Regions from separate parts of the Homo sapiens genome. Here all the other regions are linked to region 3. A link is a loop called in an ENCODE intact Hi-C map of the cell type or tissue named here. Cell type or tissue: HCT116. All regions are shown on one strand.

Region 1 (5,000 bases), 880 kb after region 3:
TATGAGATATGGGAGCAGGTTTTTGATGGTGTGGAGTAGAGGAGAAGGGTCAGAATGGAAGGAGGGAGTTGAGGGTGGGGAACAAAGAAGCACACAGTGCCATTTTGCTTATGGCCAGTCATTTTGGGGCTCCATTTGGGAATAAAAAAGACTGAAGTTTTTTTCCTCCTGATTGACAGGGACTACTTATTACTTACATCCCTAGGTAATCCTAAACATTACTGCTTTAAAAGACAGATAATCATCTCTCCTTTAGTTAATCCAGTTTGTACATTTTCATTGGCTGTAGCTGAAATAGAAAAATACTACGTAGGAAGACTATTCATTTGTTCAATATTCTAAATTTTTAATTTTGCCAGAACTGACTAGGAAGGATTAGATAGGAGCCATTTAATTAGGCAGAGTTACACTAGTTTCTGTTTAATATAAAACATAAAGCAATCTTTATTTTATCTTTAGAAGAATTTGATCACTGATTGATAAGGAAGAGAGAAAATCAAGCATTTGGGGAACAAAACGTTTCATAGTCAATACAAATAAATACATTATAATTAGTTTCTCCTTCAGTTTTTAGGGAGTACTAGGGATGTGCAAGGGATGCTCACACTCATGTAATGTGAATACAATGGTGGAACATTTTTCTTATAATTTATTATTAAATTCACCCGTACTATAGTTGGCCTCACTCTACAGAAATGGTAGTCATATGCATTATAGAAGAGCCAAAGGCAGATAAAATGATTATCTAACCCAAGTTTCATTACCCAGTGGTTCCCATTACTCTCCATTTCTTTCTCTATACTCTCTATCTCAGAAATTTTCCCATTCCAGAGTTTTAAACTCTTATTTCTGCATGGAAGACTCTTGGATAAAGCTTATTTCCAACTTCTCTTGAACTTCAGACCTACATTTACAACGACACTCTAGACATTTCAATAAAAATGTCCTTTTTTTTCAGCTCATGCGAACCACAAGTCAGCATTTTTTTATCTATTATCTAATTGGTGGATTAGACCCAGTTATCAGTACATGTATTTCCTCGGTAAAAAATATCTTAAAATTACAGCATTATGTTATCATTTGAATAGAATTGGTAATTCATTGTAGAGTTTTGATACCAGCATTCTGTCAAAATGGACTCATTTATAGGTTTTATTTCAATTCCCACACTTATTCAGGTGACAAATTTTGTTATCTCTTCCAAAAGAAGCAATTTACTTGATTTTTTTCTTCATTATAGCATCAAAACTTCTTATCTAAAATAGCTTCCAATGCGAACTGCTTTTGTTTCTGTTCTTCGGGACATTCAGTTAGCATTTTGTTAGGCACAATTTTTATGATGTCATTTCAACTTAAAAAATATAACTTAGAATTGTATTATCTTAAAATGTGATCTTATTTCTCCCCTTTGATGTTAGGAGCTTTTATGAATTTCGATCAAGCTAAAGACATCGTGTAGCTCAAATGCGTCCTTTCATCTTGAAACCACTATTTCACTGAAATCAGTTGCTGATTTAGTGTTAATTGAACAAAATGAGGGTTTATATATTCTTGTTGATATGCTTGTTAGCATAATTAGTTGACATTTAAGAAAAAATAGAGTGCTGAGAAAGAGTTATCTTGAACAATTTGACTAAGAACAAGGTGAAGATTCCACAGTCTAATAAAATACGGTGTAAAAAAAAAAGCCATGCTTAGCTATTGCCGCATGAAATTTCTCTTTCGTCTTCAAGTGACTGTTAGACAACATGAGATAAACTGAAATTACTTTTGAACATTTTACCCAGGATTTTTCCAGGACATTCATTGCCTGAGGTAGTATAGATCTCATTCTGCTTTAGCAGAAATATCTGTGAGATGCTCACAAATTACCCTTCACTTCGGTTTTCCATTCACCTCTGTCTTCTGTTCACCTCTGTACCATTTAACTCTGTGCCATTTAATTCTGTTTCCTGAAGAAATCAGCTCACTCAGATAGATACTGTCCCATCAAGAGCACTGAAAAGAATCTAAGGGGAAAAATAGGAAAGAAATCAATTTCTGAAGTTCCTGTTAACCCTACTGTTTTGAACATTGGTTCTCAAGTTTGCCTAGGATGCAAAGATTCATATGTTAATATGCGTTTTAAAATTATTCATTGAAGTACTGAAAACAAATATTATCATAATGGAAATTTTAATAAAAGTGGAAAAATTGAATATATCTCAGAAGGCACAGTTAAATACTGCAAGATTTTCTCCAGAAAGATGCAGCTGTACAGTGCTGTGAATCATAGCTGTGTGAGGCTTATCTGCAGAAAAGCAGAGCCAATGGTTTTGGTTATTTTAATACACATGTTATCCCCACCTACAAGACTTGTTTAAGACTCATAATTCCCACCTTGCCCTACAATTATGTTGTGCAGACTGTTCTAAAACAGGAGTCACTGCCATTAAAATGTGCACTATGCTTTGGTTCTGCTGAAAATACTAAATGCTTGTGGGCAATCTTAGTGACCACATGCTGAGGCTAGTTACAGAAATTCTCATTCTAGGTGACTGTGCTGGCAAATGTACTCTCATGAAACACAAGCACAATTTGGAGTTCCATGTGTTATCCAAGCAAGGACATCCCATAGGCTCCTCAATGACTAACTTAACAGTGTGAGATGCCATCTGCTGGAAATTGATAATATGGACTATGATATTCTGCAATAATACTTAGGCTTTGTCTATCAGCCAGACTGAACATTGATGATCTTTGTTTTTATCTTCTCCTTCCCCTACTTTAGAAGAATGATGTATACATAGGGTTATTGAACTACTTAGGGAAGCTCCTGTATTTCTTTCTTCTAAACAGTCTTCAACTCTAAGATATCAATTTAATGTAATGTTAGTTTTTAGGTTGGGAGAGGCTGATGGAAGGAAGAGTAAATATAAGCCATACCCAGTCTATACTCAATGATAAGATACATCTTAATTTCAGAAATGTTAAAATAGGAAAATTTTTACCTTAGCATTTCAGAAAATTAGATATTATAATAGTAACGTTCAACTTACATTAATCATGAGCACAATTGACACATTCAGCATTATATCATGTAACGTACATCAAATGTAAACACGCTGAATGTTTGCAATTTGGTCAATTAAATAGGGATAATATGTGATGGTGTTTGAGAATGTCTTGCTTATACAGCGCTTACCACTATGATGTAGATATTTGGAGAATTTACAAGTGATCAGACATTATAGTCAACATAGGTCTTGAAATGAGTTAGCCATTCCAAGAACATTCTGTAGCATTGGAATATAGACTGCCAAATTCCACATGTGCTTGACACATAGTAGGTGGTTAATAAATACTGACTGACACATGGGCTCAAAATTAGTTCTGAGCTGATGGGTCTATTGAGCTTATGGGTTGTTGTTGACCCTTTTGGAGTCTGATATGTGTAATGTTTTAGTTCATTTCTTTATTTGAACAAATACTTCGATGCCTTGGAATCTGTTTTGGAATGATGGTGTACCTCATTTTGCTTTTTTGATCATTAAAATTATCAGAAATGTCTTTATTTCTTAAAATGTACCAAATTAAAGGTAACGTACACATGTAGGTTATCTTATTGATCAAAGTACACAGATGGCACAACATCCAATTGATGATTAGACAAGTTCTCATGATTTACCTGAAAACTATAGAGTTAATGTCATTTAGCTCGTGTAAAATAATTCTATTCAAATGATAACATAACTTAATGCTGTAATTTTAAGATATTTTTCACCCAGGAAATACATGTACTGATAACTGGGTCTCATCAACATATTATAATTGGCTCTGTTTTGAGTCTATTTTTAAAAATTTCTATTGACTCTATTTGCAGGCAAATTTGTGAACCAATGCTCAAAACTGTAAGTCTAAAAAGAACTTCAGAAATGGATTTTTTTTCTATTTTTCACCTTAAGGAATGCTTTTCAGTGTTCTTGTTGGGCCAGTCTTTATCTCAGTGGGCTCATTTCTCAGGAAAACAGAAAGAAATGGTACAGAAGTGAACAGAAAACAGAGATGAATGAAAAATAGAGGTGAATGGTAAACAGCTGGGAAGGACAGTTCATGAGCATGTCACAGATATTTTTTGCTGAAACAGAATGAAATCTATGTTAGCTTGGGCTACTGAATCTCTTAGAAAAAGATGAGCAAGGCCGGGCGCGGTGGCTCACACCTATAATCCTATAATCCTATAATCCTAGCACTTTGGGAGGCCAAGGCCAGCGGATCACCTGAGGTCAGGAGTTTGAGACCAGCCTGACCAACATGGAGCAACCCCATCTACTAAAAATACAAAATTAGCCAGGTGTGGTGGCGCATGCCTGTGATCCCAGCCACTTGGGAAGTGAGGCAAGAGAATTTCTTGAATCCAGGAGGTGGAGGTCGCAGTGAACTGAGATCATGCTGTTGTACCCCAGCCTGGGCAACAAGAGCAAAAAAACTCCATCTAAACAAAAAAAAGAAAAGGAAAAGAAAAAGATGAGCAAAATGGTCAAAAGTAATTGCAGTTTATCTCTTCTGTATTATAAAACCTCCAAGTCCCCCAAAAGCTGCTTGATTCTAGGTATAAATCACTATATTAAATTGTAGAAATGTGTGTGTGTGTGAGTATACACATACTCGTCTTTCTCTATTGCTATATGTTTGTGTGCTATATGTAATTATATATTATGTTTACATTTATATTTATTCATTTTATACATTTTAAATTTTTTTTAAATTTTTGTGGGTACGCATTTATTCATTTTTAATATGAGTCACTTGGCCTACTTTTCAAGTTATACTTGATTTTAGCCTCCTGTATATCACAATAATACATTTAGCACTTTTTTCCTTTCTTTTTTTTGAGACAGAGTCTCATTCTGTTGCCCAGGCTGGAGTGCAATGGCATGATCTTGGCTCACTGCCACCTCCACCTCCCAGATTCAAGCAATTCTCCTGCCTCAGCCTCTCGAGTAGCTGGGATAACAGAT
Region 2 (5,000 bases), 1.0 Mb after region 3:
AGAACTATCTTTCACACACATATGTCCAAAAATATAGATGAGAAAATTCACTAGGAGTAATTGAGCTTAGCAGGTTTGCAAGATTTAAGATTCATGTGCAAAACCCAATTGCATTTCTAGCCACTAGAAACAAAGAATGAGAGAGTTATGAAAAACTTACCCTATTTACCTAAAAACCTATAATTATTCAATCAAAAGATGCAGAAGACCTTTAATATTAAATTATAAATCTTTATTGAAAAAAGCTAACTAAAAAGAGAGTGAGGAAAACTTAATATTGTAAAGATTTCAAGTTCCCCCGGATATATACAAGATATTTTCAGTCAAAATTTCAACAAGTTTCATCATAAAATGTGACAATCTGACTCAATGGCATTAAAAAAAGAATCGAGTAACAATAATAACACAGTAGGAAAAGGAATAAGTGTTTGTCATGCAAGACATATAAACTTATCATAAAGCTACATTATTTAAGTGTAAATTTTTTTTTACACTACATTATTTATGTGTAAAGGATACAGTTGAAGTAGGTAGGTTATTTTTTCATGCTCACAGGTTGCCATGGTGATGTCATACTAAACTTTTTGTTGTTGCTCGGATCTTTAATTTTTTTGAATGACACGTAATAATTGTACATATTTAGGAGTCACAGAGTGATATTTTGATATATGTATACAGTATGTAATGATTGATTAGCATATCTGTCACCTAAACATTTATTCTTTCTTTGTGTTGAGAACATTCAGAATTCTCTTCTAATTGTTTGAAATGATACAATAAATTATTGTTAACTAGAGTCTTATTAAGTAGGGTTTGGGGAAATGGTTGGTTTACATGTGCCTGTCTCAGAGCGCATAGCCTTTTGCAGTTCTATATTGATGGTGGAAGTTCTATTCGACTTTTTACCTTCAGCAGGCTTTGGGCTTTGACTTCTGACTCAATTCTGACTTCTGACCCTTCTCAATTTGACTTCTGACCCTTCCCTGCCCCCTTGTGGTTGCCAGAGCTAGAGGCCAAGTTTGCCAACATAGGTAAATACCATCAGCACTGCATTCCAGTGCTTTGTTGATAATTATCTTAGTGCTATCTTCCCTGTGAATTTTGGCACAGTCACTCCTTAATATCTTGACAGCACGGCAATGTGCTGACATATTGTATTAGTCTGTTTTCAAGCTGCTAATAAAGACATACCCAAGACTGGGTAATTTATAAAGGAAAAGGTTTAATTGACTCACAGCTCCACATGGCTGGGAGGGTGGGAGGGGGCCTCACAATCATGGTGGAAGGCAAATGAGGAACAAATTCATGTCTTACATGGCAGCAGGCAAGAGGGCATGTGTAGGAGAACTGCCCTTTTATAAAACCATCAGATCTCCTGAGACTTATGCACTATCATGTGAACAGCACGGGAGAAAAACCCGCCCCCATGATTCAACTACCTCCCACCAGGTCCCTCCCATGCGGACTGCTACAATTCAAGGTGAGATCTGGGTGAGGACACAGAGCCAAACTATATCACATATGTTTCAGCAATGGAGCAACTAGAGTGAAGAAACAAACCAACTTATATATGGAATCATGATATTTGACAAAGATGACCTGGCCAATTACTGGGAGAAGGAGGAATTAGTCAATAGACAGCACTAAGCAATTGGCTTCCCATATGAAAAATAACAAAACGGTATTTCTATTCTATGCCATATGTAAAATGTTGTAGTAGAAACATTAAAGATTTAAATGTGGACTTCCATTTTAGTATTAATAGGCTATGTTGTTGAGACCAAGTCACTCCCTGAAAGCAACTAATGAAGCAGAAAAACTATTTTAGTTGTCATTGAAAACCGAACAGCAATGATAAGATAATAAGGAGTGACACTGCCAAAATTAATGGAGAAGCAGGAGCCAAGACAGCTAAGCAAAGCACCAGGACACAGGAACCACTTTTTTCCTGATGGCGATTGCATACATTGGCAAACTTGGTCTCTAACTTTGGCAACCACCAGGGGGCAGGGAAAGGATATTAACTGGGTTCGATGTCAAGGCCCAGTAGCCTTCCCACTGCTCCCAGTAGGAAGTCAAATACGGAAATTTCTCACATCAATATGGAACCTCCCAGGCTATACAATGTGGAGCAGCACTAAACCCCTTTCCCAACCCCTAGGGAACGGAATAGATCACCTTAGGAAGAGTGGGGTGGTTGTTATTGAAAAGAAAAAAAAAATTCCTGCAATAATGTTGCCATGGGTCGACTCTCACAGAACTTTGCGATCCAGCTTCTAGATACCAAGGTGGAGAAGGGTCCTTAAGCTGTGCATTTAGCTTGAAGCTTTCTGGGGCTACAATGTCCCCAGGTGCAGAGCAGAAGCAAATGCAAATCCTTACCCATGTGGTATCTGAGTTCAAATTTTAAAAAAGGTTCTTCTCCCATAAGACGTTACTTGCATCTACCCAAAAATTTATGCGACAAGTACAAGAATTTAAGGCATCTGTAAAGTGCTTGGTAGTCCATTTAGATGTGCTACCTGGAGGCAGTGCACAGCCTGGACAACTTTGTACTGCATCCCTAAAGTGGAATCTCATCCTATTTCTTAAGAATGCCCACAAATTGTGTTTAAAGGACAAAATAAGGTGCTATTTTGAAATTCAAATATAACAATAATCGCAACTAGGTAAATAAACTAAATGTTTCAGTTAAAAGTCAAAGATAATCAGGCCAGATTATAAACATAAACAAATTACATATTGTTTTCAAGGCATATACTTTGAGTATAAGAACACATAAAGGTTTAAAATAAAGGGGAGAAATATGTAAATAAATAACAAAAAATAACAGAAATAGACTAACTTTTTTTTATATTAGTAACACTTTTTGTGTTAAAGAGAATCACTTTACAATGATACAAGCTTCACTTTGCCAGGAAAGAAACACCGTAACCAGTTTAAATGATTATGGCTTAAATGACATAGATTTAAGATACATTAAAACCAAATTAAACAGAGATAAAATACACATTATTTACAATTGCATCAAAAGTTGGAAGTACTAAGGAACAAATCTAACAAAAGTGTAAAATATCTCTAAGAAAAAAATATAGAACTACTGAGAAATTTAAATAAATAAATAAATAAATGGGATGACAGACAATGTTCATGGAGTGAAACCTTAATATTGTAAAGATTTCAACTCCTCAATCTGATCTCTAGGTTTAATTCCATCCCAATAAAAATCGTAATGATTTTCCCATTGGTAGGCCTTGACAAGTAGATTCTAGAATTCACATAAAAGTGCAACAAATTATAAATAGACAAAAACTCTAATAAGAATCAAGTTAACTTTCTGTTCCTGTTATTAAGCCTTATTTTGAAGCTATAGTGATTAAGACAATGCAGAATGTGTGCAGATAGGTATGTAGATAAATGCAAAAATTTGTGATAACTCAGAAATAGACCATATTGTATATACTCATTGTATGACAGTGGTGGTACTGCATAGTTAGGTTAAAAAGTACACATTTTAAAACATTTTGTATTTTAATTTATCTTAATTAAAAATTATTTTATTTCATTTTTATTTTTAGTTATTGATTCTAGACTTTCAGAAATGTTGCAATATTAGTACTTTTCTAAATAGCCTTCACCCAGATTATCCAAACATCAAACTTTTTAGGATACACACCCACACATACACACACATACACACACACACTGAACAAAATAAAGATACAAAAGGATGTGCAGAATAGGACTCCATTTGTATAAAGTCTAAAGACAGATAAAATTGAACTCAATTTCTGAAAGGTAAATAGATAAAACAATAGAGGAAAAAAAGAAAATGATTCTCATCAAAGTCAGGATAGCAGTTACCTCAAAGAGGCTGATTATCATCAAAGTCAATATAGAAATCACCTCAAACAGGTGAAGCTATCACAGAAGAGGTATGGGTGATTTTTTTTTTCTTCGAGTGCAGGTAATATTTTATTTCTTTAATTAGATGATGTGGCTTACTTTACTGCACATATATGTTCAATTCATTTCTTCATGTAAAACACATTTCACCATAAAATTTTTAAAAACATTTAAACCAGAAAGAGTGGAACTTGAAACAAAAGGTAACTTTAGTTTTATCAATTCCATAACAATTTAGTTTTATCAATTACTTTAACAAGTAATTCTTTAATACTGGTAAGTTCTACTTTATTAAAAATTTCTTTAGTGAATACCATTCTTAAGATTTTACAGGAACCCTTCTGGCCTGAAGTTCGGTGGTACAGTACCCCTTTGTCATGTTATTTATTCAGAGTTTCATAAACAATTATTTGTTGCTTGGCTAAATAAGTGTCAAAAAATACATAATGCAGTTTTTGGCCTGGAGAAATTTACAAATAAACACAATATTAATTGATTATTAATTCATTAATAAGAAACTAATTAAAGGTAGGACCTAAAGTACAACCACTACATCTTCACCAGGCCACTCACCAACCTGTTGACTTTTGTACCCAAATACTTTACCCTCTTGACAATGGAGGGGAATTAGTTACACTCCTGTCTAAAGTCTACCCCCTCTAACCTGTGCTGCAAGAGCATTACTCAGCAATTATTTCTTTGGCTACTATATTATCAATTTTTTCTTTCAATTAGAGTCATGCTCATCATAAATCAAACATTTTGTTATTTCTTGCATCCTAAAAAAGCCCTGTATATCAAAAGTCCAGGAAAATATTCATTGTATTTAATTCTTACCATTTCACATCTTTTCAAACTCACTTCAACCAGGCTTTTGCTCTCAGCCCTCCACCAGAACTTCTCCTGTAAAGGTCCACAGGGACTCAGTGTTGCTAAAATCCATGATTAATGATTAGTCCTCATCTTATTTGATCTGTCACCATACATTTGACCCAGTTGATCACGCCTTCATCCTGGAAACACTTGCTTTGTTTGGCTTCCATGATGTCACTCTACCTTGTTTCTTACCTACTTTATTGGCTTCTCATTCTCAA
Region 3 (5,000 bases):
GCCCAGCGTCTTGCTGAGCTCGGCGTTGTGCAAGTGCGGGTACTGGTCCGCGAGCTTCCTGCGCGCCGCCTGCGCCCACACCATGAAGGCGTTCATGGGCCGCTTGACGTGCGGCTTGTTCTTGCTGGAGCCGTTGACGCGCACCGGCATGGGCACCAGCGTCCAGTCGTAGCCTTTGAGCACCTGGCTGACCGCCTCGCGGATGCACACGGGGAACTTGTCCTCCTCGCTCTCCTTCTTCAGATCGGGCTCGCCCTTGGGGAACGTGTTCTCCTGGGGCCGCGTGTTCTCGGTGTCCGAGCCGGAGCCCGACGGGCAGGGCGAGCCCGCGGAGTCCTCGGACATGGTGGGGCTGGGGGCGCCGGACAGGCCCTTCTCCTGCTCGTCGGTCATCTTCATGAAGGGGTCCAGGAGATTCATACGCGGGCCCGGGGCAGGGGGCTGGTGGCCGGGAAAGGCGAGAAGCCGCGGCGGCTCGGGGACTCGAGGCGCGGGCTCCTCTCCCCTCGGCTGCCCGGATGCGGAGCAAGCGGCTCCCGGGGAAGCTGGCGCGTCGGCCGGCTACCGCGGCGAGCACTTAGGAAGGCGCGGGGTGGCCAGTTCACAGCTGCCCGCTCCAAGTGGGGGGAGGCGAATTGGAGAGGAGGAGGAGGGGAGGAAAAAGAGCAAAAGTGGGGGCGCTTGCACCCCTTCTCTTCTCCTCCTGCAAAGAAAAGTTTCCGGGGTTGAAACTGGCGAGTCTCCGCGCCACTGAAGTTTCCAGTCAGTTTCGAGCTCCGCTTTCGGCTCTCCAACTCCCAGCCCAGGGTCTCTTTAATAAATACTCCGCCTCACCTTAGAGCCACCCGCCAATCACAGCACAGCAGTCCCAGGGTTGGCAGGCAGCTGATTGGACCCGATTTTGGGGAGGGAGGAGGATTGTGGCACTGGGCTGGGTGACGAGGCGGGAGGGGAGGAGAGGGGAGGGGATCGCAGCCAAAGGGCGGACGGTAGGGTGGGGGGGCGGGGGGTGCTGCGGGGAAGGCGGGGGACCCGGGACTTCCAAGTGTGTAAGTTTGTCGTACTCTCGGAATGCCAGAATTTTAGTGCCTTCTCCGCGCGAATCTTGTGTGTGTGTGTGTGTGTGTGCGCGCAAGTGTGTGTGTCTAGACTAGGATCTACCCCCACCTCCGACATTTCTTTTCACTGCTCTCTCCGCGGCACCGGGGACTTAGCTGGAGTTTGCAGTATTCGAAAAGCAGCCGCTTCTTAATGCGTAGCCGAGTTTACGCGCCTGGAGCGAGCCTGCCTGCCTGCAAAAGTGCTTAGAAATAGTCTTTTGAAGCAAATGTTTTGGTGACTCAACGCCCGCTGTTCCTCCGTAATAATCCATATAAATAGATTAACATGCTCGGGTTCGCCGGGGCTGGTGCGGCTGGTCAGGATTCTGCTGCGCTTTTGCAAAGGGAGTCAATGGAAAGCAAAGCTAAGTCCCCGCGAAGGTTGGCAGCGGCGGCCGTGGCCACGCAGGAGCCCGGCGCTCTCGAGGCCGCCCCGCGCCACATCGACCTTGAGCTCTGACAAGTCATTCTCCAGCCCCCTCTACCCGCGACCCTGCCGACGCTCCTCAGTAACAGGGCTACTGCTCTGACGTTTTGGTCTTTGCCTCCTGGCCGGGTCAAAAACGTCAGCCGAGTCGCCCTGTCTGGGGGAGAGTTTGCTAACTGCTCTGGCTTTGAGAGATAGAAGTTTGCCAATGCGGCTGTCCCGGGCCGCGAGGCCCAGGCCGGTCACTTGGTTTGTAAAAGACCAAACAAATGGGCACCACCGCAGACAAAACGCTCCACTCTGGCGGAGTCATGCTGCTTGCCTGCTTTTGCTGGCATTTACGAAACACCTGAAGGGGTGAAGCGCCGGTGCTTCTGACTCTAGTCCGGTCGGTTCAGACCTGCATGTAGTTGGGAGTTCTGGGGGAGGCATTGGTGGTGTCTCTCATGTATTTCAAGTGTGATTTGAGCACAACCTTTGTGTTTACACGAAATGCTTAGAGCCAGGTTGGGTAAGTGCGGAGCTATCTGCTCTGGGATAGAAGAAAAGTCTTGGTCGCTTGCGGGTTCTGTGCTTTCAGAATCCCAAATAAACGCACAGCATTGGGAAACTCTTAATTTTAAACTCCCCCCCCCCCCCCACCCTTTTGGGCTCTTGCAAAAATTCGCCTCAATTAAATTATTGTTGTGGTGAATCGGCCCACATCATAATAAAAACTAGTTTTTTTTTCCCTTTCTAATTTGCGAAGTGAGGACACTATCACAAGATCCAAATCAATGTCCTTCCGGGAGAATTTCTTAAAATCTTGTTTTCTCTCGTTGTCTTCGGAAGAAGCCCGACATTTCTTATAGGAAATGGAACTCTTCATAAGGTAGTAAGTTACAGCCTTGTTCAACAGCATTTTTTTTTTAACGAATGTAACTTCTTCAAATGGGATGTTTCTGGTGCCCTATAGCTCGTTTACAAATTTAAGAGATTTGCATACAATAGCTTCGTATCCAGGGCTCTGTGATTACTTTCAGAAAGTGTAAGAACAGCATCGTCCTTTCCTAGGAGAAAAAAGTCCGCGTAGTGTGGACCTATTTCTGTGTCCCGGGTAGAAGGGCATTGTGTGTACAGTATAACTGTGTAATTCTCAGACACCTGATTCAGGAGACTCGGAGACCATCGGGCAGACATTTTAGCCAGGTCGTCTGTACTTAGTTGTATGATATTGTAATTACCATGTTTGCTGGAATAAAGTCAGTGAAGAGGGCTATGACTTTAAGATATTTTGGAATATTTCACTAAATATATGTCAAGATATATACGTATATGTATAAATATACTTTTAATGCAATTATGCAATAAGATACTAATATGTAGAGTTTTACATCATAAACGACGGGGATTTATACATTTCCCGTTGATTTGATGCAAGCATTTTTGAATTTTACATCTTCCTGAAAACTTATGAACAGGCGACTTAAAAATGGACTGCAGTTTTCATCTGTATCCAGAGGGGGCGCCAAAAGCCCAGAAACTGTTTCCAACTCCGAGAACCAGGGAAAACTTGGATGGTGGTGGCTGGGGGTGGTGTGTTCCAGTCAATCTGGACTGCTTTGCTGCTGAGATTTATATTTGCAGGAATTCCTACGCGATATTCCCTCCTGTGCGGATCCACCTCTGCGCAGCTCAGTGAGGGAACTTGTGTCTGTAGAGATCCGGGTGAAAAAAGAGCACTTGAGATGCCAGCCGTTCTATTCTGCGCAGAATTTGGGGACTGAGGCCAGGAGAAGGCCCCTATCCCCCAGGTGCCAAGCGTTGCCACCGTCAGGCCAAGTCTAGCGCGTGGCATTGTCAGCTCGCGAGTGGATCGGTCCTGCATTTCTGCAGGGGCCTCCTGGTGTCCACTCCCCTTTCCCCATTCAGGGGCTCCATTCGCTTCGTTGTGTCTTTCTCAGGTCGCCCCGACCCCTCCTCCCTGACCTGGGAAGACGCGCGCAGTCCCCGACCAGAGGACCTCAGACACAGGTAGAAGGAAAGGAACCCGCTCCTGATGTTCAGGTTACAGATCTGGAAACTAAGGCTGTTGACCCAGTGTTGGCTAGAGCATTTTGCCAGGGGCGAAAGGAGCCAGGGTCCTCCATCTGATGCGGTGAGGGAGGGAAAGGGCGCAGGTCACGAGGCAGGAGACGGAGGGCGCTTCTCCGTGTTCGGGACGTGCTTTCGGATACCCGCTCTTGAGCAAGCGCCGCGAGGTCTGCCGCCGGGAGCGGAGACACAGAGGTGCGAGTGGCTCCCCAGGGAAGCCCTCGGGAAACCGAGGTCTGGGATCTCCCCCTTTCCCCCTCTTGCACGTCCCGGACCGGCGCCGGGCTCAATTTCCCCAGCGGGGGCCGCCAATCTCTCCTCCGCGTCTACGCGGGAGCTGAGACCGGAGCCCAGAGTTGCTGGCGCAGGGCGAGTTTCTCGCAAACACTCAGTGCTCAGGATGGGGGTGAGGGATGCGAGCTGATGGGGTTCCTTTTACCTGGCGAATTAAGGACCACAACCTCCCTATCCAAACTTCCTTAGCAAAAGTGGGGACGGTGTTTAAATCCGTTTTCGGTAGGGACGCTTTTCTGTCCCTAGGGAAAGTTTGGTGGGGTGAGCAGCGGCGTCCCCCAAATATCTCAGCCCCGGACAATGTTCTCATTAGAGGTGATGGGAGAAGGGGTTACCCCTTGTCTATTCCAGTTCCCCAGGCCGGGTCCCTTGCAGGTAGAAGACTCCTATCCCTGGAGGGACAGGTCCCCGTGTCGCGGGCTCCCAGCCGCTCCTGTAATTAGTACATTTCGCTGGGCTTGGAGAGTGTTTATCGTCCGCTCTTCACGCCGGACACGAGTTTCTTGTGGAAGGGAGCGGCCGGTAAGCCCGTCTCTGGACTGGCGCTGGGCTGGACAGCAACAGCTAAGGGGAAAAGGAAAGTACCAGATAGCGTCGTAGGTGCGCAATAAATATCTGTTGACTGATCGAATAGATGTCACCTGTGGACGTGTTGCCCGAGTGAGTGCATGTCCCATCACAGCCGCCAGACCTCCCAGCGACAGTTGCGAACACGCGATGCTTGTGCATTCCTGCGTGTGTATTTCTCCCCACACGGGAGCCCGACTTTGGGAAGTTGACCGGCATGTGCCACTCAGGGCTGTGGAATCCCGACTCCGCTAAAACTGCAGACCAAGAGGCCCGTTTCAGTTTTCTTCCCTTTCCTGTTTTCGAAAAAAAGAAAGATGAGGTGGACGGGAGGTGTCGGGTGAGGGGGCGCGAACCTCCAATCTGCCCTGGTGACCTGGCCGGGTCTGGGGGCGTCGGGCGGCTGTAACACAGCAGGGCGCCCCGGGGGTACGGACCGGAGCCCAAGTCAGAGACCAGACCAGCTGGCTTGTCGTGGAGCTGCGGAGCCGATCAGGGAAAAAGGAGGGGTGGGAGTGGAAGGCCCCAGTCCCAAAGGG
Region 4 (5,000 bases), 1.0 Mb after region 3:
GAGGGCCAGGGAATGACACTATCTTCATATCCCTCATGGTGCAGGTCCAACATCACCATTTGACAAAGCATTACTTAATTTCTTTAATTCCTTTCTTTGTTTAGCACCCTGCCCTTGCCTGTTGTTTGCTATTATTCAAATACCATTATAGCTATTCATGTAAAAGCCTGTCTCCTCTACCAGAACATCAGCTCTATGAGGGCAGGGACAGTCACTTTAATTTTCTATTCAGAGTACTTAGCAAATTACAACATAAATCTCTTTTGAATAAATTCAACTGTGTAAATCACATGCAAAATAGGATTTCCATATATTGAAGTGATCTGTGAAAGTGTCAGTTGAAACACCTACAGCTCTCCTCTTCTATGGTGAGGCAAATCCGTGCTCCTCATAGAAGTAGTTGGCACACTGTGTTTTGACATGGTACCCCATGCCCACGTGAACCTCATCTAGGTTTTAAGGTTTGTGTGTCAGCAAGTGGACCCCTATCACATCCCACACACTACCTCCTGACTTTGTATCATGTCCAATGTGGTTATAGTGATCCCAGGAGCAGCCTCACCTGGCTCTCACGTCTTGCTCTCCAGGGACCTACTTAGTTTTCTACCAAGAGGCCATCTACCTAAATGCCATCTTGGAAATGTGTGTTTACAGAGTTTGGACATAAATTCCTTGGTTGTTTGATGCAGTTCCCAAAGACTCTGGGACTTTTGAGGCCATTTTTCTCACCTGGAGATGTCAACCATTCTACCCCATGAGCAAAGTTGTCTTTGCTGTTTGTCTCATGGAGTTGATACAACACAGCCCCAATCTAGAAGACAAGAAAGGCCCATAGTCCAAACCCAATTTTTACTAATTTAAGCACATTTAACCTGGAGAGAAAGCCAAGAGGCTGGATTGGTTGGGGTCATTTATTCTGCCAAGTTTGGGTGGGTTTGCACTAGCTGAGTGTTCAGTGCCAACCCTGATCAGTATGAACTGGCACAGTAAATTAAGCTACCACACCTTTAATGAACTTAATTCCCTTATTTTGACAGAGTTCCCATTTCCAGTGATTCACTTTACATTTTAGACACTTCTCCTATAGGTGTTTGCCAAAGGCCCTTACTGGCAGCCAAACACTGAATTAGTTAGAAACTAGAACGAAAAACCATCAAAATCATCATTGCATGTTCTGTAAGCCAATTTTGAGCCTTAGCTATTCAGGGTCAGAAGCACTTAGGGTAAGTTTTGAATACTTGCCCCATGTCTTTTCTATTTTTCAAGATTCCATTGCATTTTGTAAGATTCAGGATCCGGGGCTTTGGTCAGGGACTGTGAAGAGTATCAGATCTGCACAGACTCAGCACACTAGGCATTTACCAACTGCTAAATACCGTCATCAAGAGTTTGACTCTACTGAAAGAGAAGGAAACAGAGAGGAGTTATTTGGAGAAAGCAGGTTTGCCAGAATTAAAAGGAGGTACATTTATTCTCCACCGTTTGTCTATAATTACAAAATATTTTCGTTTTTGAGGATTAATGAGAGTTGAGGAAATTATCTCAGTTTCTCATTGAGTTTACACAAGAGAGATAGTAATGAGTAATATGATTTCTGTGTATCAGCAGGGTGCTAAGTGTTTTAAAAGCAAGGCCTACATTAACCCTTACAATTTAGTTAAGGTCAAACAGCTATTAAGTGTTAGAACTGAGACTGAAGTTTATATTTATCTGGTTCTAAAACCCATGTCCTTAAATGCTACTCCAGAAATCATCACACTTTTCATGGTAAGGGCCAGTTAGTAAGTCTTTTAGGATTTGTGGGCCTGGTGTTATGTGGAAAACACATAGTTCTGCAGTTACAGCACATGGCAGCAGCCATAGTTGATTTGTGAATAAATGAATGTGGTTGTTCCAATAAAACTTTATTTGCAAGAACAGGTGTTAAGCCAGAATGGTCTCATGGATCACAGTTTGCTGACCCCTGTTCCAGTCTATATTCTAAACTTGATGTTTCTCAAAATGTTTCCTTTTCTTTCAACAATTTCTGGAGTACTAGATCATAGAATATTGCATTTCATCAGATACTCTCTTTTCTGTCCTTTCATTCATTCATCAAATATTTATTGATTACTAATTTAAAATATATATAAATCAATCCCTAAAATTTTCCCTCACTCTCTCATTTTGTGTTTTTTTTCTTAATCAATTGTTTTATCCATCCTTTCTTTCTTGAGAGTAGATCAGACTTTCTGTTATCTGCCCTATGCTGCCAAAATTTCAGATTATCAAAAACCTTTTCTCCTTCTTTCTAAAAAAAAAAAACACACTTTGAGTTTAAGACATTAGGTGACCTTCTTTTGATATAAAGCAGCCAGTCACCTTCCCTTAGATTTCTTCTCAGGTTGTGTATAATCAGCAGTTTGGGAATCTGTAATGGATTTTCCAGGAGGCAACTCTGATGAAAATGTCAACTTTCTAAACAAAGACAGTTGTCAGAATGTTCTTTCAGAAACCCAGGTTATTCACTGTTTTTGTCATGTTGAGCTTTCAGCTCTTCAATAGTAAGAGGGCATTGCCACCTGGTGGAAAAAAATATTGAGGGGGTTAGATGGTCACCTGGGGAAAACATGGATAAGCACACTCGACATGAATTGGAGAATTTTATCCTGGAAACGTCATTTCAGTGTCGAATGATAGGAAAACAGACCTCTTCTATGTTCAGAACCTAAAACAATTAAATGAAAGAAAACACAGTTAACAATTGCGTTTAAATGGATACAGGTAATCTTTTTCTGGAATAAAATGACTTGAAAGGTTGTATGTTATTTCTAGTTATTAAAACTCCCCTGGAGCCATTTCTTCCTCATTTATAGAATTTTCCACTCTTTTTCTGTACTTTTCAATTACTTCCTTTACATGGTTTTGTTGTTGTTGTTCCTATTCTCAGTAATGCTCAGGTTGTCTTCGAGCTACTTTTTAAACTTTTATTCTTCATTAGTGACCTATATCCGCTGTCCCTAAGTTGTATCTGCCTACTTGCTGTCAGGCACTCTAAAATCTCTCCTTTATTTCTCATTGTCTTCCTAAATCTGCTCTCCAAAGTGTTAAATTTGATTTACTCACGTGGGTGTCTTCAATCCTTATGCTCATTGACCTCTTCATGACCTCAACGTCATCCTCAAAATTCTTCGTTGGTTTCCAACTGTGTGGTTTCCTAGTTGGATTCTTTCTGCTCTCATCTTTCCTCCTGTATTCATTGAATATGATCACTTTCTCTCTTTGCCTGGCTTTTTATCTGTGAGTCTTAAAGCTAAAAATGTTACCATCAGATTTGTCTTGTTCATAGTCTCACTTTCTGGATACATTCATTGATTCTCATGGCTTCCAATAAACATCAGATTAGACAAATACCTGCTTTCCTAGGCCTGTCCCTGGACTAACTTTTCTCCCATTCCTATTTTTTTTCAGAGGTACCCCAAATTCAACATGCCCTCACATCAGCTGAAACCCCGTCTTACCCAAACTGGGGGGAATGTATTTCTTATCATAATATTATTATTTCCCAATTCCTTCATTTAAATGAAGCCACGCTTTTCCTACTATTTTATGTTAGAAATCTTAGAGCAATTTAAAAATATCCTCTGCTTTACTGTTTTTATTTCAGTCTGGCATCATGGGTTCTCTTTGCTTTTTTTATTTTTAAATTTTGTGGTTGCATAGTAGGTATATCTATTTACGGGGTACATGAGATGTTTTGATACAGGCATAAAAAGTGAAATAAGCACATCATGGAGAATAGGGTATCCATCCTTTTAAGCATTTATCCTTTGAGTTGTAAACAATCCAGTTACACTCAAGTTTTTTTTTAACATAGAATTAAGTTATTCTTGACTATAGTCACCGTGTTGTGCTATCAAATAGTAGGTCTCTTTACTTCTTTAGGAGGTTTTATCTTGAGTGTAAACTTCATGAGTAGAAAAGCCTTCCCTCTTTTACTCACCATTGTCTCCTAGCACCCAGCACAGAGCTTGGAATATTATACATGGTTAATAAATATTCGTAGATAAATAAGTGGACACATGTCCTCTAAGCTTTCTGTTTTCTATTGCCGCTGCCAGCTTCTGTGTCCTGATTCTTTTTGCTTCATCCCAGGATACAGGAACATTCTTTATACTGTAGCCCTCTACTTTGACTATTCATCAAAATCACATAGGCAGCTCGTTAAATACTCAGTTTCCGAGGCCCCATTTCCAGATATTATGATTCAGTAGGACTGAAATCTCGATATTAAACAAGCACAATACTGAACTCATAGTCCTGGATCTTCTCATTCTCTTCTGTCTTATTTTGTTCTTATAAACTTCTATGCAAACAGTAGCATTCTATTATAGTCAGTTTACACCCACATTTTCCTCTTTGGCTTTCATTCTTATTGGTCTTCATTTCTCAAACAACCTGGATGCTTCTCAGGATCAGAATTAGACCTGTTTTCAGAGTCCCAGATTTATTTCCTAGCTCCTTAATCTCTTCAGTCATATCTATATCCTGTGGTTTCTGTGACGATCAAATGAGGTAATTCTTTAATGAAATTGACTTGTAAATGCAAACAGTCAGGATGCTTGTCAATTAGGCTGTTTTTTAGGTATTTTGTAAGTATTGTAACTACAACAATAGCTACCACGTACCTGCAAGATTATAAATTCAGTGGAATGGTTCTCTTTCATTCCAGAACTCCCTGATGTAGCGTATCCTTTATACCTTTTCTAAAACATTAATTAGTGCTTCTCGGAGCATCAAAAGGGAACCAATACCTGAGTATGGAATTTTGTTTGTTGCCTCTGAAAGAATAAATGTGCAGACAAGACTTTGGAGAAATAAAGCTGATGAAAGCTAATATAGGTTTGTTTTTTACAAAATTTCTATTCAATAGAAGAATGATTGCTGCATTGAGAAATAGAGTGTTCCTCCCTGTATGAAGTAAGCGTCTTAGAAAGGACACGGATGTTGCACACTAATTT
Region 5 (5,000 bases), 650 kb after region 3:
TCTCACTCTCACCCAGGCTGGAGTGCAGTGGCATGATTTTGGCTCACTGCACCCTTTGTTGCTCAGGTCCAAGCAGTTCTCCTCCCTCAGCCTCCTGAGTAGCTGGGATTACATGTGTGTGCCACCACACCCAGCTAATTTTTCTATATTTTCAGTAGAGACATGGTTTCACCCTGTTGGCGGGGCTGGTCTCGAACTCCTGACCTCAAGTCATCTGCCCGCCTTGGCCTTCCAAAGTGCTGGGATTACAGGTGTGATCCGCACCTGGCCTAACGCTCTTCTTTTTATCAGAGAACCAGTGCCTTTGAATACTCTATCTTACCATTTTACTAATAAGTCATCGAGTTCTTCAGTTGTGTTAGATTTTAAATGATTGAAATCATAAAGTTATGATGATATCATGAAGCTATATTCCTCACACAGATAAAAACCTGCAAGAAAAGGAAAGAGTTTGCTAAAGTGGAGTTTTAAGCATCAGTTAGTAGGTGAGGCAAGATTTATTTGGTCACGGGGATCTCCAGCACCTAAAAGCAAATTCCTAAGTCAGTGCCTAACCTGTCAACTTCACATTCTGAGGGTAAAGGTGCTACATTTGAGGAAGCCGTTTGGAACTTTTTCAGAGTTTCCGTTTTGTTAATTCAGATGCCCCTTGTTTTCTATTGAGTGAAGAAGGTGACAATAGGTGCGGAGTACAGTTTTTTTAAGATAATTGGCAGTATCTCTAAGACAAATTTAGTTCTGTAAAAGGAAGGTGGATTGCAAGAGGACACTTGTAAGATATCGAATCTCTTTTATCCTTCCAATCTTTATTGCCCTACTTGATCATGCTTTTATGAGTGGGTACTCTGGATTCAAATAACATAATTGCCAAGATACAAAATACATTTTGCTCAAAACATTTTAAAATGGCACAAACAGATTGGCACTGGTGTTACTGAAATGTAAGAAGCTCTACAATTTCCCAGTTCTAAGTCATTGACTGACACAATTCAAATTGACTAAGTGAAATTTGTGTGTTTGTGCGTGTGTGTTTTCCTACCAGCAACCACTCTGACTTGTGTCTCAAATCATTCTTTATGTGCATTACATATATATGTCTATAGTCAATAAATGACATCTAAATTATTAGAATAGTATCAGATATGACTAGATAGAATTATGTGATATGCCTCTTTGTAACAAAGCTGTGATTTATTAAAGATTATAGAATATTGTAACACAAAATTATGTATCCTTCTTAATAGCTGGTATTTATTGAGTGCTTACTATATGATAGGCATTGTTCTAAGTGTTTCATATGGATGGTCTCACTTCACCCTTAGAGCAGCCATGTGCCAGATGTGCAAATATTATCTCCTATTTTATAATTAAGAAAACTAAGGCTTAGAGAGGACATTTCCTCAAACTCAGTTTTAGTAAGTATAAGTATTGAACAAGAAACATTTATATTTCTAATCGATGTCTGAGTAAAAAAAATTAAAGATGCAATTTTAATCTATATATAAAGTGGTAATATAAAAATTTATTTCAGCAAATTAGGACACTCTACATTCAAATTTAAAAGTTATACTTACTAAATAGGGGTTCATTTTTTTAACATTCTTTTTTGTAGGAAATGAGACAAAGCACTCTTCTTATAAATAAAATATCAGATTTTAAAATTACTATTCTAGTTGACCTAGAAATATAGAGGTCAACTTTTAATAATTGAGGAATGGAGCTCAATTTAATGTTTCTTATGTCTAATTGGAAAATTGTGCAAACAGAAGAAGATGTACACATAGTAGGCACTTTATAACTGTCAGGTTATAAGGCTAATCGGCTGAAAATTGGGTCCAAATTATTTGCAATTAAATTTTGAGTCACTTGGGTCTGGCTGTTACTTTGAACAGATTAACTTTCCAACAGTACACATGCCCCTGGTCTCTAGCTGAGAACGTAAGAGGGAGAGGGTTATTGCACCCTCTAGGGGTAGCTTGTAGAAAAACCTACCGAAGTGCAACTACCCCAAACAAAAAAATAATGCTCATTCCTAGCCCCGCAGATAGGAAAGGAGGGAATGCATGAGCGTTGAGAGAAGCCACAGAGTCCTCCTGCCTCTGATGTGTGCCTCCACTGGCTCACACTTGGAACTGTTTCATCAGATGTCTTACAGGGACTCTAACTCTATCAAATCCAAAATCAATTTATTATTTAAAGGAAAAGTTTATAGCACACTATTAATTTTTAACTGCATGCTGTTTCTCTAGCCTTTCCATTCCAAAATAGCTGTTTATGGTGGCTGAATTTCTACCTTGGTTGGCAGGATTTATACAGTGACCTCTGCTGATCTGCTTCTGTATACTACGCAATGTCTGTAGCAGCTCCTCAAGTTAATATCACATGCTTCCCTGTAAAGAGCTTGACTGACTTACTGAGCATCAGGCTATCTTTTGAAGATAAACCAATTTTTAGGGAGAGACAAAAGATAGGATAAACTGATGATTGCATCAACGTCAATCAACAAAGAGTTATGAGTTGCTGAAAGTGAAGCATAGAGGCAAGTACTGAGAATAAAAACATATAGTTAGGCAAAAACCACAATTACTTTTGCACCCACCTACTATAAGGGAGTTCATACTTACTGCACAGGGTACATGTCAGGCTGTAGACTAAGGAAATTCTATTTAGTGCCTTATGTAGTTACTCACTATACCACCTAAGAGGTGTTTTATTATTCCCATTTTTTAGAGAATGTGAAAGCAATTCTGAAAAGACAAACATATTCAGAATCACACAGTCAGTAAATAGTAGAGAAAACATTAGATCATTGGTCTTTCTCTTTTTCTTATGCTCTTACTAACTACTATAACCTCTGTCTTCCAAGAAGGTATAACATAATTTGTAATAGTTGGAGAGAAAAAAATCATGTAAAAGAGAAGAGCATTAAGTATAAAGTTGGTAGCACCACTTAATTAAAGTACTACAAATTTGTGACAGGATAAAATAGAGCAGGAAGTGGGAGCTCACAGTGTGCTGGGGTGGGTGGGAGGGTCAGGGAAAAGAAAATTTGAATTAACATTTATGATGGCTGGAAAAATTAAATAGAATAGAGGAAATAAAATGATTTCAGAAAGATGAGGAAATGAAATAACATGAACTGTCCGGGCGTGGTGGCTCACGACTGTAATCCCAGCATTTTAGGAGGCCAAGGTGGGTGGATCACCTGAGGTCAAGAGTTAGAGACCAGCCCAGCCAATATTGCAAAACTCTGTCTCCACTAAAACTACAAAAATTAGCTGGGCATGGTGGTGAACACCTGTAATCCCAGCTACTCAGGAGGCTGAGACACCAGAATCTCTTGAGCCCAGGAGGCAGATGTTGCAGTGAGCTGAGATCATGACACTGCACTCCAGCTCTGAGCTACAGAATGAGACTCTGTCTTAAAAAAAAAAAAAAGAAAAAGAAAAGAAAAAGAAAGAAATAACATGATTCAACTCATGAATTATCATTTTAATGTAACATAATAGATTAATTAATCAGATTGCTGTTCTACCTCTATGCTGTAAAGTAATTTGAAATCTGATTAGAGGGAGAGTCAGATGAGACAAAGAAGCAACAAGGAAAGAATTTTGCAGCTTAAGTAACATTGAAAGACAGCAGCCCAGACAAGGTGCTACAATTTAAAAATTCTGACTAGTTAAATAAAATCAGGGGCATTCTGGAGAAATGGAAAAAATTAAGTGTTGGAAGAAAGAGTAACTGAAGCACAAAAATATTTTTGAGTGGGCTTCAGTCAAATTTGGCCCATTCCCTGGTTTTCCTTAGGAATATGTTTTCTTGAATGTATAATTTAACATTCGTTCTCACAATAATTTTTTGCCTCCCTGGAATGATAAAACACTTCTAAATTAGGAAAGAACATTTGACAAGGTGCTGGAGGCATGGTGTGTTATTATGACACACAGAACAGGAGGAAGACCCCAGAGTAGTTAGGCGCATTAATGGAAGATGTTACATTGGGCTGGCTCAGATCCCGTCAAGGCCAGCCCACACGGTGCATGGTTTAAAGGGAACTATAGATGTAGCTCAAAGTTGACCCCCTTCCAATGAGAAAAAAATATAAAAGGTCACTTCAACCTTCCTGCCAAATTGTAGCTGTCCATGCCTGCATGTAAAACTGATGTTGTCAATTGCTGGAGGCAAACTGCATATGATAGGCTTGGAAAAAAAGTCTAAGAATGGTGCATCATGTACAGCAATATAATCTTTCAAATTATTTCATGCTTAGAAATAGGGGGCTGGGTGCGGTGGCACATGCCTGTAATTCCAGAACTTTGGGAGGCAGAGGCGGGCAGATCACGAGGTCAGGAGTTCGAGACCAGCCTGACCAACATGGTGAAACCCTGTCTTTCACTAAAAAATACAAAATTAGCCAGGCGAGACACATGCCTGTAATCTCAGCTATTCAGGAGGCTGAGGCAGGAGAATTGGTTGAACCCGGGAGGTGGAGGTTGCAGTGAGCCAAGATCGCGCCACTGCACTCCAGCCTGAGCAGCAGAGCAAGACTTTGTCTCAAAAAAAAAAAGAAAGAAAAAGAAAAAAAGAAATAGGGGGAAAGTGGGCTTGGTTTAATATCTCTGTAAGTAGACAGGCAAACCCCCTCACTCTAGCTAAGCAATTTCTACTTTCCTTATAGGAAGAAGAAACCATTCTTTCCACCCACGTGACATTAAAGGAAACATAAAGATGGGACTAATTCTGCAGCATTGTCTAGGGTAGGGACACAATTCTCCCGAGAAGTTGCTTTGACCTTGGAATTTACATATGCCTAGATATCTGAAAACTTACATAATTAAATCGTCTCTCTTCATTGTTCTAAACTTAATTTTCCTCCATTCCCAGTCTTGGGGCCTTGAGTCCTTTGGATAAGTTGCTGAATTCTCTCCTTTGTATTGACCGTATTGACATGGCCTCAGAGGAAAGTCAAATTTCAGGCTGAGTACATATGTAAGAATTCA
Region 6 (5,000 bases), 1.4 Mb after region 3:
TATATAGTTAGGTGTTTTCATTTGTATACACTTTCTATATGCTTCCTTTGTATTCCCTCTCTCTCTCTCTATATATATATACACACACACACGCACACATGCACATGTGTGTATACATATATATTATACTTAATATACAATATAATTACAGATTAAGCATGATGTATGCAGTTATTTAGACACAAATATGAAGGGTTTAGTAGCTTAAAAGAACATGTTATGTTGCAGTGGAATGAGCACTAAGGCACCCATCTGCAAAGAGGATTCAGTTCTCAGCATGCTATGTCATGGTGATCTAATAACTACCAACGTTAATCAATATTTCAGCCAATTCTAAGTTTTCACACATATAATATTAGAATACTAATATTCTGATTTTCCTCTACCTCCTCCAAAAATATAAAAGGCCTTTAAAAACTGCAAGGTCTATAAATATATAGAAATAGATATTTATATAGCTACCTAAACTAATATTTTCCAAAAAAATCGAAAGGACAATTACTCTATGCAATACATTCTGTATTCATTCTGTATTTGGTGTCAAATATCTAGTTATTTTATAAGCCATGCCAAAGTTCTTATATCAGTATGATAAAATAAATCAGTATACAGCAGATTGAAAACTAGAATTTATGGAAGTAGGGTAAGAACTTCTTCTACTCACAAGAAGACTTTTCGTTAATATTAGCTTCCCCGAACTTTGTGAGATTTTTAAATATTTTGTACCTAGCTTTCAAATTTAGTTACTAAATGTATGGCTATGAATAATATAATGAAATATTGAATTTATTTTTTAAGTTTTGTACAGTAGCAGAAAAAGTATCTGAAAATATTTTGGGGCATATGAATGTTGAAAAATGGCATTCATTCTAAAGTCTGTCTCACCTTAACAAAAGGACCAAGAAGGTTTCATTATAAGCAAAAGCATGCACATGTAATAATCACATAAATAAGAGTCTCAAACTCTACCTTCCTTTCTTTATGCTATTAAAATATAGTCATTAAAATATGTATCTCATCTCTTAGAGCATACAGTCAATATTCTTCCTTCCCTTTTAAGACTTTTAAATTGTAGTTACTAGTTGTTTACTCAGATTAGTGAACGGACCTAATTTCAAAGACAGAGGTTTTAAGTCAAAAGACTCAACTGATACCATAGAACACTTTGGGCTTTAGAATTAATTCTCAATTTGTAGGCTACTACATTTTCAGTTGTATTATTTATCTACAAGGAAAAATAAATGAATTATGGTAAATCTATATGATATAATAGTTTGTACCTACTTAAAATCATATAGTGATAACATAAAGATGGGAAAGTCTACAAAGCATAATATTTGGTAAAAATAAGAAAATTATAAAATTCTGTAGCTGGTATAATCTGACATTATATATGTGTATATACACAGATATATGAAATATATATTAATATGTATAAAAATATATACAAACATATGTGAGATGTATGTTATAATAAATGTATATTGATGTTAAATAAATATTCTTATACAGGTATAAAAAAGGAGGGAAAAAAATCACCATTCTGACAGCAGTCTGGTAGAAGTATGGGTCATTAAATTTTGTTTATATTGGTTATCTGTGTTTTCTAAATGCTCTACAATCATTATTATTTTTCAATCATAAAAAATATATTAAATAAAATATTATAATCTTAAAATACATACAGAAGAAACCAATTTCATTAGAATACAAAAAATTCAGATTTTAGGTGTTAATTCTAGAACTAATTCAAATGTGATGATAATATATATTTCTGCCTCCAAATGTGTTTTGAAGAAGTAAAGTACAAACTCAGTTAAAAAACAAAAAGAACACAAGAGTTGTGACAGAGAATAAAGAAGACAGTGTATTAAAAGGTTTCTTAAAATCAGACTTTTTAGCCACATTTTTCCGAAGAGTCAAATTTAGCTTAATTTTTAAATAAGTGTCCAAGTCATAACAAAAAGGTTTCACTTTTAACTCTAATGGATGTATTTTATTCAAAATGCAAGGACTTTAAAAAATATGGGGAATGAGACCCATACAAACATTATTTCTATTTTTTTTCAGATGATCTAAAAAAATTCAAATCTTTATGTAAACCTCACTGGCAAAAATAATTAGAGCTTTGCTGTCATTTAAAATTGTTGAAAATATTCCATAAGAAAATACAAACTGTCATTAAGAGAATACTATTTTTACAAAACAGTCCAATGACATTCCTTTGAGTTATAGAGATAATGAACATAAATTGTCTAATTTGAAAGGTTTCTGTTTACCAACTAGCTTTTTGTTTAAGTGTAATTTTTGTAGGATTAATGATTAAGGGTTAAGTCACAGGCTCTATAGGAATATTGCCTTTACTAGTTTCTGATTTTTTTTTTAATTCTTAATGAATCCAAAAAGGGGAGTGGGAGAGGTGGGGCCACATATGGTGTCAATACACTTTAATTAAGTGCAATAATTCCCCCTTTCCTGAGGTAGCTGTGTTAAGACATATTTCTCTTCAGAGATTTACATTCTGGGCATCTATTTTTCAGCACAGCCATCAAGTTCATCTGTGGAATTTCACTGCCCCCTGTTGGAATCCTGTAAAAGTTCAGATGGCTTTCCATCTTAAAAATCAGAAATTTGGGGGTTCGGCTTCTTAATTTTGATGTTTTCAGCTTTTAACATAAATCTTTCAAAGATACAAAGTTTGAAAAATTTCAAAGTTAAGGAAAGGTTGCTTAAATTTACAACACACAAACATCACTCAGAAACATCTCTTTACGTGTTGAAAATAAGCTTAGATTTTTTATAACCATTTCATTATGTGTAAATACTATTTAAAAAAAAAAAAGTTTGCCTGCTAAGACAGAATGAAGAAAAACGTCTTCGAAGTACAACAATGCCATTTTTCCCTCTATCAGGCACCAAACAGAAAATATACTAATTTAAGAAAACTAATTATACCATTATATTATTGTATTTTTATTTTTAGCTAAATATCATAGAATAAATTCCTTTGAAAATTAAGGTTCATTAAAATCTGCAATTCATTTTTATGAGTGGCATTCACTGAATTAAATTTTCCAACATTGACCCTTGTTTCAGTGGGGAACTTAGGAGATGGATGCCTTTGATCTGTGGAGCAGATGGTGATCTGCACGCTTCTAGTAGAAATCCTCCACAAATATACAACAAGAAGTGACCTGGAAAAGTCACTTCATGGAGGAGTAAAGAAGTGGCCAGAGGTGGACTCAGAAGTGCCCAAAGCTATGTGGCTGGAGGCATTGTTACTGATTGGGTATCAGTTTTTAATTCATTGGATACTGCTTTTCAACTAAAATTTAAAAATCTCTCCTCCCTTTTCAACATCTGGTTTAGCAATTCCTTGAGAGACAAAACAGCCCTTTCTCTCTCATCCCATCTATTAAAATGTACCTAGGTCCTGAGACAGAAACGAATGATCATGTCAGAGCTGAATACTTCTATTCCCGTATTCTGCTAGAAATAAGTCCTAATGCCCTAAAATCAAAATATTACAGTAGGACAATCTTCAACAGTGCAATTGATGGAAAATTAGCTTGGTTTCCTGTTATATCCCATGAAGTAATTTGTTACATCAAAATGTATAAAAATATTGTAATCAGTTCAATGTATTTATTTAAAGAACAAAATAACAATTTAAGTCCTTATATCTTATCCCTTCATGGCTGCTAAATATTTTAATTCATAGTAAACTATTTTAAACATTTTCTTTAAAGCATTTTGAAACAATACTTACCATATTGAATATGCAAGAAGACCTAAACTTGGATGTATTCATACTAATTAAATGTTGCAATATAGGGATAGACATTTATAATCACACATGTATTTTAACTATAAATAAATTTTTATTAACTTAGTCTTCGTATGCCTTTTTTTATCAGTGCAAAATTTCCCAAAATAAGCAAAGCTCTTTTAATATTATGAACTCTTAGCCTGAATAACTACTTTTACATGTACTTTTTTGGTTCCCCCATTTAAGTGAAATATAACAAAGCAAAAAAAAATTGAGAATAACTTTTTTTTACAAATATAGATTTATCTGTAAGTTGTCAGATATCTGCCATATGATCAATGTTTACTCATGTCTCTCATTTACCAAGGCTAACATACTTGCAGCTCTGCAGGAGTGTAGTTGACATATCATATACCAGTACCATCACTGTTAGAAGAGAGAGATATCAATGTCTTTCGTTAAAAATAGATAAATAAATAAAGACTAGGCCAGGCGCAGTGGCTTATGCCTGTAATCCTAGCACTTTGGGAGACTGAAGCAGGCAGATTGCTTGAGCCCAGGAGTTTGAGACCAGCCTGGGCAGTAAGGCAAAACCTCTTCTCTACTACAAATACAAACATTAGCCAGGCATGGTGGTGCATGCCTGTAGTCTCAGCTACCAGGGAGGCTGAGGTCGGAGAATCGCCCGAGCCCAGGAAGTTGAGACTGCAGTGAGCCAGTATTACACCACTGCACGCCAGCCTAGGTAACAGGAGTTGGATCTTGTCTGAAAGAGAACAAAAGAAACTAAAATCCAAGTTTGTAAACTATAAGGTAGATTATTACTGTGTATCTCCACAAACATATGTCTTGCATGTATGGGTAATGGTGTCAAAATATGGGTTGAGTCAATGTCAATAATCTTATATAAGTTGTAAAAACTTGTAACACTATGTGTAATTTTAAAAAAAAGTTTTATTATTAGAGGGAATAGTTAGTATTCTAAAGATAATCATATTGGCTTAAATACAAAAGTGTTATTGTTGAAAACTGTGTGAAATCAGAATTCGTGAATATTCTAAATATCATTTTACACAGGTCCCAAAGTTTATCTAAATTGTCCTCATTTAAAATCAAACTTGCTTCCATCTGTAGGTAAAAGCGTATTATTTAGTGACTGCTAGAGGACAGAGTAGAAGGAAATGCATCGCAAAAAGGTTTCAAGATCTCCTATAGTTAAAGAGAGAAGAAA

What was found. Peaks named below come from ENCODE experiments on the same cell type or tissue, not always from the same donor. Only the 100,000 strongest peaks of a DNase experiment are listed, where the experiment ranks them.
Region 1: it touches region 3 in a loop (16-fold over the local background); 15 of 110 quality-filtered maps call a loop at or near these places.
Region 2: a loop joins it to region 3, with 3.0 times the contacts of the local background. A loop is called at or near these places in 5 of 110 quality-filtered maps.
Region 4: a loop joins it to region 3, with 10 times the contacts of the local background. A loop is called at or near these places in 15 of 110 quality-filtered maps.
Region 5: it touches region 3 in a loop (6-fold over the local background); 62 of 110 quality-filtered maps call a loop at or near these places.
Region 6: it touches region 3 in a loop (11-fold over the local background); 20 of 110 quality-filtered maps call a loop at or near these places.

Annotation. Positions count from the first base shown.
Region 1 is chr17:71,235,642-71,240,641 of GRCh38, reverse strand. No RefSeq gene overlaps it. Among named protein-coding and RNA genes, the nearest start is that of CASC17, 36 kb to the right of the region's middle. In HCT116, a CTCF peak has its summit at 2,649 (motif pointing left); a DNase peak (open chromatin) is centred at 2,641.
Region 2 is chr17:71,081,425-71,086,424 of GRCh38, reverse strand. No RefSeq gene overlaps it. Among named protein-coding and RNA genes, the nearest start is that of CASC17, 120 kb to the left of the region's middle. In HCT116, CTCF peaks have their summits at 1,022 (motif pointing left) and 2,000 (motif pointing right); DNase peaks (open chromatin) are centred at 994 and 1,984.
Region 3 is chr17:72,116,812-72,121,811 of GRCh38, reverse strand. It overlaps SOX9 (SRY-box transcription factor 9), which reads right to left and starts at 792. Exons shown (of 3, transcript NM_000346.4): 1 at 1-792. The coding sequence starts at 420. It also overlaps a transcript of SOX9-AS1 not described here. RefSeq lists promoters at 760-905, 760-1,527, a silencer at 817-1,146 and enhancers at 1,629-2,129, 3,495-4,116. In HCT116, a CTCF peak has its summit at 3,033; DNase peaks (open chromatin) are centred at 861, 1,231 and 3,031; H3K4me3 peaks cover 2,258 bases; H3K27ac peaks cover 1,772 bases.
Region 4 is chr17:71,115,819-71,120,818 of GRCh38, reverse strand. The region is part of intron 3 of CASC17 (cancer susceptibility 17); the gene reads left to right. Among named protein-coding and RNA genes, the nearest start is that of CASC17, 84 kb to the left of the region's middle. In HCT116, a CTCF peak has its summit at 2,562 (motif pointing left); a DNase peak (open chromatin) is centred at 2,558.
Region 5 is chr17:71,470,355-71,475,354 of GRCh38, reverse strand. No RefSeq gene overlaps it. Among named protein-coding and RNA genes, the nearest start is that of CASC17, 270 kb to the right of the region's middle. In HCT116, a CTCF peak has its summit at 1,964; a DNase peak (open chromatin) is centred at 1,994.
Region 6 is chr17:70,764,880-70,769,879 of GRCh38, reverse strand. No RefSeq gene overlaps it. Among named protein-coding and RNA genes, the nearest start is that of CASC17, 430 kb to the left of the region's middle. In HCT116, a CTCF peak has its summit at 2,590 (motif pointing left); a DNase peak (open chromatin) is centred at 2,539.